Linked DNA regions of Homo sapiens: regions 1 and 3 are each linked to region 2. A link is a contact called in ENCODE Hi-C or POLR2A ChIA-PET data. All regions are on one chromosome and are shown on one strand. The core of a region is the stretch at or near the end of the contact, and the rest is flanking DNA. Distances in the headings are between cores, read along the strand shown.

Region 1 (3,048 bases), core at 245-2,744, 390 kb after region 2:
GAGCAAATTTCCAGTTTCATACTCCAGTTCCAGGGAATGGCATTCCCAAATGATCACAAAACAGATTTTACAATACCAGCTAGCATTCCCACTCCTGGGCTCCATTTCTATTTGCTGTGGCCAAACAAATGAAGTTCCCAGAGCCCACGCTGGAAGCCCTGATAAACACCTCAACCACAGAATCTCAGTCTGTGGCCCACTCTGGCGCCAAAAAAGTGCCCATCCCAACTCGGTCTTTTTTTTTTTTTTTTTTTAGATGGAGTTTCACTCTTGTCACCCAGGCTGGAGTGCAATGGTGCAATCTCGGCTCACTGCAATCTCCACCTCCCGAGTTCAAGCGATTCTCCTGCCTCAGCCTCCCAAGTAGCTGGAACTATAGGCGCATGCACCACACCTGGCTAATATTTATTTATTTATTTATTTATTTATTATTGTATTTTTAGTAGAGACAGAGTTTCACCATGTTGGCCAGGCTGCTCTCGAACTCCTGACATCAGGTGATCCACCCGCCTTGGCCTTCCGAAGGGGCTGGGATTACAGGCATGAGCCACCACGCCCGGCCCACAACTCAGTCTTTGTACCAGCACATGTAATGCGATTACTAATGAAAACGTTACTTCTCAGTAATTTCAAAAAGAGGTGGACAGAAACAGAACGGTTCACTGAATTCTCCAAATAATTGTAAAATTCTTCTTCAATCTCCTCCTCCCTTGGTAAATTTCCAAACTTCTTTTTAAAAAAATGTAAAAACCTGACTGAAAGATCAGGCTGATAAGGCTCACTTCCTCTCTCTGCCCACACCTGCTCTCTGAAGCAGCTCGTACTGCCAGGGAGAAACATGGTGGTGCTTTGTCTTACTCAATTCTTGACAGTTTTAAGGGTGTTCTCGAATAAATAATGTCACGTCAGGTCCCTAACAGCGCTGAGTGCCGTTTTAGGTAGCTACTGTCCTTCCCACTTTGCAAAAACCCTGGCTCCATGGGGGAGGCAACATCCCACACTTATGACTAGGGAGAGCCTGGACTCTAGGCCAGGCCTTGATTCTCTACCCATTGCTTTGGCAGCCCCAGGATGAACGAGGAGAGGGCCAAGTGGATCACGAGCTGCCTGAGCAGCACCTGTTTTCAGGCCAATCAACCGAAAATGCTAAAATCGAAGGGCTAACAGGACACATCACTGGAACTGTCTTTGCTTTTGCTCAAACCCAAGCCCAGTACCTCTGTCAGAATCTAGGGCCACGCGCCGTGGCAGCCTCCTCGGGGAGGCAGAGGTCAGGAAGAGCTTCCCTCCCGCAGCAGGCCTCCTCCGGGAGTAGAAGGAAAGGATGTGTTTTCATAACGGAGGGCGCAATCTGCAAACATAAATGAACTCCGATGAAACCTAAATCCTCGCCGAAAAAGCAAAACTCCCATTTCCTCTGTTCTTTCTCTGAGGCCTAAGGATAATTCTCTTCTTTCCCCCACAAGTCAGATTAAAGGGGTGTGACCCGGTCCACTGCGACTATCAAAGGATGCCATTGACACGGAGATAGCTGCAGGCAGAGCGCCGCTCAGACACACAATGGGCCAACGTGTTACTTTCTCTCTCTAATTTCCTTTCTAAAACTAACTGCTTTATCTGAGAGAAAATGCTGTGTTCTACAGTCGTTTTCCTTCTAACAAGAGCCGCTTGTATCCCCAGTTGACTGTAAGAAAGATCACATTCTGTTCCTCATGAAGAAAATTACAATGTCCCCGAAATGGCCCGGTTCCTGCCGGAGGAGCGAGGGGTGTGCCAGGTGGGAAGCTGCAAGGCTCTAACCAGCCCCTCAACAGGACCCCCAGCTCACTGTAACTCCAGGATCTAGAAAACAACACAAACGCAAGCACAAAGGCCGGCGGCATCAGGGCCTCCAGACTTAAGAAAGACCTGGAGAAAACTCACTGTCTGCCAAAAGTCTGGACAGATTTCCCATGTGGTTCACCTGCTTCATTCAGGGTAGGAAGGACAATGAGGAAAGGCACTCAACAGGAACCCCCATGCCAGCGTCACCCTTCCAGGCCAGAACGCTTTCCTCCCCTGCTTTTGTCTTTTCTCAGTTCCTGAGTGCTTTGCCTCTAAGGCATGGTGACTGATCACTCTGCCCTTGTGAAGGCATCTCTAGAGCACTTCTGCTGCCTCACATCTTCAGGAAGACCGAGTCTTTCTGCAGCAGGTGCTCATCACAAACCCTGGGTCCTCCTGCCCATGCAGACTGGGAAATGCTTCAAGAACTTCGGGAGGCAATGATACTGCAGTGACTGCCCTGCTCAGTTCACTCCTAAAAGCTTTTTGCTGCCTTTCAAAGTGGCCTGGCTGCGCCTCCCAGGAAACATCAGGCCACAGATGTGCAGCTAGAATGGATGGGCCCGTCAGTTTGCGATAAATGAGAGTGTTAAAATGGTGACACTGAAACTGAGGCCTGTTTTCAGCCCAGAGTAACCAACAGCATTGTTCACAGGACTGTCAGAGGCACTCACAAAAGGATGCTTTCTGGTCCAACTGAAATCAATATTGTGCTTCTGCTGGGGCTTAGGAATATTTAACACCATGTCAGCATCAAATACAGCATTAACAAAAGAAAATAACTGCTTGGCCTGTGGCTTCTATTAAATAACTCCATTAACATGGCAGAAACTATCAAAATTTTCAGATGCTTTTTATGTGCTAAAAGAAAAATTAGAGCATTTATATCTATTTGCTCTTTAAATTGTGTCAGTTCATGTTTAAAGATGCATTAAGGCCAGGTCCCATGGCTCACGCTTGTAATCCCAGCACTTGGGGAGGCTGAGGCGGTGGGAGAATCACTTGAGCCAAGGAGTTCAAGGCTGCAGTGAGCTAGGATCACACCACCACTGAACTCTAGCCTGGGAAACAGGGTGAGACTCGTGGCAAAAAAAAAAAAAAAAAAGAAGAAGCTGCATTAAAAGCATTTTAAAATCAGTAATGTTATGTTGCATTTTTCTTCTTTTTCTTAGGGATACACACATTTCATAGCAAGGAGTCTTCTGAAATTAAAGAGTGTGGTAT
Region 2 (3,137 bases), core at 603-3,102:
GTATGTTTATATTTTATCAACACATATTGAATAGGCAGTTAGTACCATGAATGCTGTTCTAGGGGGACATAGTGGTGAAAAGCCAGGAACAAGATGTTCTCCTTCTCTCAGAAGCATTGTTTTAGGAGGAGACACAGCCATCAACACGCAAAGCAATTCCAGGTGGTGGTGAGTGCAATTACAGAAGTTAATCAGGTGATGCGACAGAGTAAGGGCTTTACAGCAGGCAGGTGAGGAGGGGTCTTGCCAGTGAGGAACAGGGGCTAGGGAGAATGTGGGGTGGGGAGGTGGCAGGAGGCCCAGATAAAGGACTGTGTAAAGCCAGGTCAAAACAATGCCAGAGGCCAAATAATGCAAAGGTACATTTACCAAGAGAGTTATAAAAATTAATACCTTATTTTCAACAGGGCTTCCCTGCTGCTGTTTTTGTGCAAATAAATTAGCATTCAGAGATGAAAAGGAGTATTTACACAACCGACAAGTAAAATATACTGAAAAATATGTTACAGGATTTTAGCACTACTAAAACCAGAATAGACGACGTGTAACCTATGATGAAGCTTCCTCCCTCCTTCCTGGGCCCACGTGGAAATTATTAATCCATCAGCACAGATATACATAGCCTGGCTCCTTCCCAGCAAGGCCTCCCCACATTCCTGCTTGCCACTTTAGTCCCAAAAACTCAACAATCGAAATGGATGAAATTTAAAAATATATATTTTTCAGAAAGAAAACTCCTATAGAATATATAGCATTTGGGTTATTCAGCTTTTCCAAAGATCTACACCATCAGGAAAACTTTAGCCTCATCATTTTTCTTGGTCTTTTTAAAATAAGTACTACAAGGCTGGGCGCAGTGGCTCACAACTGTGATTCTAGCATTTTGGGAGGTGGAGGTGGGCAGATCGCTTGAGCTCAGGAGTTCAAGACCAGTCTGGGCAACATGGCAAAACCCCATCTCTACCAAAAATACAAAAATTAGCCAAGCAGTGTGGTGCACACCTGTGGTCTCAGCTAACTTGGAGGCTGAGGTAGGAGGATCACCTGAGCCCAAGAGGTGGAAGCTGCAGTGAGCTGGTATCATGCTACTGCATTCTAGCTTGGGAGACAGAGCCAGACCCTGTCTCAAAAACAAAAACCTGCAGACTCTCCTAGTTTCATAAAAAGCTTACTCTGAAAGTATAATTAAGAATAATCTTTTTTTTGAGATGGAGCCTTGCTCTGTTGCCCAGGCTGGTGTGTAGTAGTGCTACCTGGGCTCACTTCTCCACTTCCCAGGTTCAAGTGATTCTCATCCCTCAGCCTCCCAAGTAGCTGGGACTGCAGGCACACGTCACCATGCCCAGCAAATTTTTGTATTTTTAGTTGAGATGAGGTTTCGCCACGTTGGCTAGGCTGGTCTCAAACTCCTGGCCTCAAGTGATCCGCCTGCCTTGGCCTCCCAAAGTGCTGGGATTACAGGTGTGAGCCACCACACTCCGCCAAGAAGAACCTTTTCTTATGACTCAAGGTCACCATCATAACCATGAATTATTGTGTAAGGTGAAAGACACTGAATACTTATTTCCCAGCTCTCAGCTTTCACACATGAAAAATGACAGGGTCAGCCTAGATGATCTGCAAGTCTCTGGGCCTTTTTAAAGAATTTAAATACTTTATATCAAAGTATGTAAAGAACATTACTAAAGTGAAACATACTGATCTTTAAGCTACTCAAAATGATACTTCCCCTTAAGGTCATCGACATAAATACATATACAACTAGGTTACATGAGGAATATGGGTCTCTGCTTTAAGCCATACTTGGCCTGAGGCCAGTATTCTTAACTACGATTTATTTTTATCAGCAGTTCCTCTTCAGGGCAATTTCTTTTCTAGATTCACAGAGCTAACATAAACCTCACCACAGAACTACAGCTGGCTTTTAATGCAGCACAAATGTAGGCTTAAGGATATGGTAAAATAAGACTGCCAAAGAGAGTTAAGTTGGAAAAATAAAATAAAATTTGAAGAGCTAACTTAAAGTTTATTACATAAAAATGGAAGAATGAATCATACTTGGACAAAGGAAGAGATTTTGCCTAACAGCAGCTGACAGAGGGGAAAAGGTGACCAAGTGAGGGATGCATCAGATGCGAAGGCAGAGAAGCCGAAGACAATCTCATCAGGAGGGCCGTAAGAGACACCTGCACAGCAGGACGGGCGCCTCTCACCAGAATTTTGCCAGGATCCTTTGTGCCTTCCAGCTGATCCTTCTTGCAAATCAATAACACTGAAAGTGTTACAAAAGCACCTCTGATCATTTTGTAAATTATGATATGGCACTAGGATACTGATTTATTAAGGGAGTCAATCAAGTTATAAGAGTAAAGAACAAAACAATACCAAATTCAGCATCTACTATCAATTCTTTTCAAAGTCCAATATTCAGTTCACAAGAACCATACTCCAACCTAAGCAACCACAGGAACCAGCCATAAATCTCAAAACTATGACTAATGGGAGAGTATCACACAGCCTGTATGCTACACAATCAATTTACCAGATTCACCAATGCCGTCTATGCTTTGTATAAAATATGTGGCATGTTGAACTCCTGCATTTTGCAGGATACTCTCTAGTATACACAGGAAATTCTGACCCCACCATCTGAATCATATACTTACCATGAACCAGTTGTGATTACAGTAAGTTACTATAGCTATGCAACTGAATTATTACATAGCTAATGAAACATGAGTTCAAAAAAGAGTAATTGTTTCCAAGAAATGTAAGTAGATGGCTAAAAAGTTTACTGTCAAAATAAGTGTAAGTGAGACAACAGTTAAGACAAATGGGGCCGGGCACGGTGGCTCGCACCTGTAATCCCAGCACTTTGGGAGGCCAAGGCAGGCAGACCACCTGAGGTCAGGAGTTTGAGAACAGCATGGCCAACATGGTGAAACGCCGTCTCTACTAAAATACAAAAAAAATTAGCTGGGCATGGTAGCGGGTGCCTGTAAGCCCAGCTATTCGGAAAGCTGAGGCAGGAGAATCGCTTCTACCCAGGAGGTGGAGGTTGCAGTGAGCTGAGGTCATACCATTGCACTCCAGCCTGGGCGACAAGAGCGGAACTCCGTCTTAAAAAAAAAAAAAAA
Region 3 (2,947 bases), core at 448-2,947, 290 kb after region 2:
AATGCCATCCCAATCATTTTTGTTTTAGTAATGACTCCTTACAACCACCCTGTGCACTGTCAAGTGGAAAAACAGAATCATAAGGGCCTGAAATGAGGATCCCAAACAGAAGACATAAAACCAAAAACACAATTCTGAGTCTTTCATTGCTTTTGCCTGAATCCAATCTTTCTTTACTGATGGGCCATTGCTTTTCTTATATTAGAAATTCCTCCTCTCCACAAAATTGGATTCCATGTTTGCACCAGAGTCATTAGTTTTGTTTTCCTCTAGACTTGGTAACAGCTGGGTGTCAGCCCTCTCGATTGGCTACTCTTGTCACTGAACGGCCTACCTGTGGGCGCTCTGGGTGATCCATGGCTCTTGAACAGTTTCCCTGTGTAATGCAGACTAGCCAGGTCAGAAATGAACCATCAGAATACCAGGCATCTGTCAAAAGGGGATCAGGGGGACATGAATGTCACCTGGCTCAGAGTAATTATCAGCCATTTCTGGGAATGGCAGCATGTCGGTTGAGGAGTTTAGATCTATGCTGTCCAAGGTGCTGGCCACTGTCTGCAGGGGGCTCTTGGGCACACATATTGTGGCTAGATCTCAAAGATTTAGTACAAAAAAAGAGAATGTAACATATCTCAATACTTTAAATATCTTTACATATTGATTACTTTTCAAATGATCATACTCCCAATAACTGGGCTAAATAAAACATACTATTAAAGTGAACTTCACCTGCTTCTTTTTACTATTATACAGTGGCTGCTGGAAAATTTACCATGTGTGGCTTGCATGTGTGGCTCACATTATAGACTACTGGACAGCGCTGGCTTGGCCAATCAAAATCATTCATTGGAAATCAGGGGAAATTCACTATTTATCCCAATAAGGGTGACGGAAGTGAGAGCAGTCCCCAGTACTCTGCCCGGATTGCACAGCATGGGCCTCCCACAGGGGAGTGGCCGCCATTCCTTTGCTAGTCTATTTGCTTGGGAGCACTGAGCTGAGAGCCATCTATTGCTCACACTCCTCTCAGTGGTTACAGAAATGAAACGAGGAAGTCTGCAGATAGCAATGGACCCAGCTGACAAGAGGTGGACCACAAACCCCTTCCTTGTCTTGAAGTTATTCTTAGAGCTAAATTTGCAAATAAGGACAACCAAAGTCTTGCCCCTAAAATAACGTTTTGTTTTCATCTCATTCTTCCATCTAACGCATGCTGGACACATCTAACCAACGACTCACCTCTGCCGAATGTGAAAATCAACTGTGCACTTTCTGTCCATGTCTATAAAATCCATATATATTATAGGATGAGCCATTGGAGACTAAAATCCTAACATGGCAAAAGTCAAGTTTCTTTTCCCTTCTATCAGAACAGGCACCCCTACCAATCCTGACGCCTGGCAGAACCCTCCCAGAGCCACCAGCCTGGCACAGGTCCTCTGCCCGCCCGTGGTGCTGGCCCTGCCCCTCTGTTTAATTTGGCTGCAATTTCCCACTCTGCCCTGACCTAGTCACCACTAGCAAATCCTCCTCTCCTGCTACAGCGTGCGAGAGGCTGTGCTAGGCCCGCAGGTGCAATATTTCATGTCATTCTCCGAGCAGCCCGGCAGTTCAGGTGGTGCTATTTTGCCCCTGGTTCAGAGAAGGTGACTGCAGCTGGAGGGCTGAGCGGCCTCCCCAGGACACAGCCCGGAGTGGCATGGTCTGGTCCAGGCTCTCGGCCTTTCCCTCGTGGAGAAAGAGGACTGAGTCCTCCCTCAGTGTCTCTTGGAGGGATCCCTCTGCGCTCCAGTTCCCTGATACAGGCCTGGCCTCATCTCTAACCCGAGCCCCTCAGTGCCCGCAACTCTTCCTCCTCATCAGCCCCACCTCTCACTGGCTTCTCCACCAGAGTCAGCACTCTTCAGCTCGCCTGGAACCCGCCCGGGCCTGTCCTTCAGCTGGTGGCAGCCATCTCTTCCCCTTTCTGTCCCCACCTGTCACTCTGCTCCAGCCTTTGCTTCAACACCAGCCTCGTGTCCCCTGTTCCAGCCCCGGGGCCTCGGCTCTGAGCTGTCTCCCTGGACTCCATCTCTGGCTTTCTTGTTCAGTCTCACTCTGTACGTGCTCCTGACTGTGCTGTCAATTAGGGTAGGCATTTGTATTCCTTTCAAACCTTGTTTGACTGCCTGGATTCGAGACCCGTTCCGCCTGCTGGCGACAGGAGCTCCATCCCCTGGCACTGCCTTAACCCCTACCAAACAGCACAGTGAGGGCATGAGCTCAGCGGCCAGGCAGGCCTTTGAGCTGTGCTCTGCTGATTACTAGTTGAGAGGCTTTGGGAGTTACTCGTCCTTTGCGTGCCTCAGTTTTTCCAGCTGTAAAGTGGGAATCACAGTAGCCTCTGGCTTAGAGGGCTGCCGAGAGGACTGATGGGCATGTGGAACACACACACATGGGGCCCGGGGACAGCGAGCGCTGTGGGGTGCTGGCCATCCCCCCTTCCCACCCTCCACCCCCCACCCCTGTCCTCTCTGCTGGCTCTGCTTTCCTGCCTGCTGACGCCTGCCTTGTGCAGCTATGACCCACCACAACACGAACCAAATCCACTAATTACTCCGAGTACGCCACGCTTGGCAGCTGAAGACATCTAGCTGGGGTCCCCATATTTTCCTGTTCAGTCGCTAGTTTGTAAAATAACACCTCCCTTCTCCTGGTCTCTGCCGCCCCGCATCCCAGTACCGCCTCCTCCGGCCATTCATGGCCTGCGTGTCTTGTGAATCCAGCGTGCATCTCTGTCCTCCAGAGGCCTCCCGTGATTAATCCCTCCTGATCCCCTCCTAGGCGGACGGTCCCTTCAGCCCTCACAAATTCAGTTCACATTACAGCAGTGGTTCTCTACTGGGGGTGACTTTGTGCCCAAGGGGACATTTGGCAATGTCGGGAGATAATTTTTTTGGCACAATTC

The links. A loop is a pair of places that touch in the nucleus more often than their neighbours do. ChIA-PET counts read pairs that join two places held with the same protein, here RNA polymerase II (POLR2A). Pooled maps may share reads with other maps.
Region 1: a loop to region 2 is called in a pooled map, with 2.4 times the contacts of the local background. The contact joins two enhancer-like sites. A Hi-C loop is called at or near these places in 2 of 37 single-sample maps with no recorded cell type and 4 of 50 pooled maps. POLR2A ChIA-PET finds 5 or more read pairs at or near these places in 3 of 52 experiments (HEK293, activated B cell and activated T-cell).
Region 3: a loop to region 2 is called in a pooled map, with 2.8 times the contacts of the local background. The contact joins two enhancer-like sites. A Hi-C loop is called at or near these places in 9 of 37 single-sample maps with no recorded cell type and 5 of 50 pooled maps.

Annotation. Positions count from the first base shown.
Region 1 is chr6:157,454,380-157,457,427 of GRCh38, reverse strand. The region is part of intron 1 of ZDHHC14 (zDHHC palmitoyltransferase 14); the gene reads right to left. Among named protein-coding and RNA genes, the nearest start is that of MIR3692, 73 kb to the left of the region's middle. RefSeq lists an enhancer at 1,436-2,327. Within about 2 kb of position 1,494, at least 2 of the 41 ENCODE cell types and tissues checked have a DNase peak (open chromatin) inside an H3K27ac peak, as active enhancers do.
Region 2 is chr6:157,845,111-157,848,247 of GRCh38, reverse strand. All of the region lies in intron 1 of SNX9 (sorting nexin 9), which reads right to left. Among named protein-coding and RNA genes, the nearest start is that of SNX9, 23 kb to the right of the region's middle. RefSeq lists an enhancer at 1,903-1,992. Within about 2 kb of position 1,852, at least 2 of the 41 ENCODE cell types and tissues checked have a DNase peak (open chromatin) inside an H3K27ac peak, as active enhancers do.
Region 3 is chr6:157,555,806-157,558,752 of GRCh38, reverse strand. The region is part of intron 2 of ZDHHC14 (zDHHC palmitoyltransferase 14); the gene reads right to left. Among named protein-coding and RNA genes, the nearest start is that of MIR3692, 28 kb to the right of the region's middle. RefSeq lists enhancers at 1,249-2,034, 1,733-2,042. Within about 2 kb of position 1,697, at least 5 of the 41 ENCODE cell types and tissues checked have a DNase peak (open chromatin) inside an H3K27ac peak, as active enhancers do.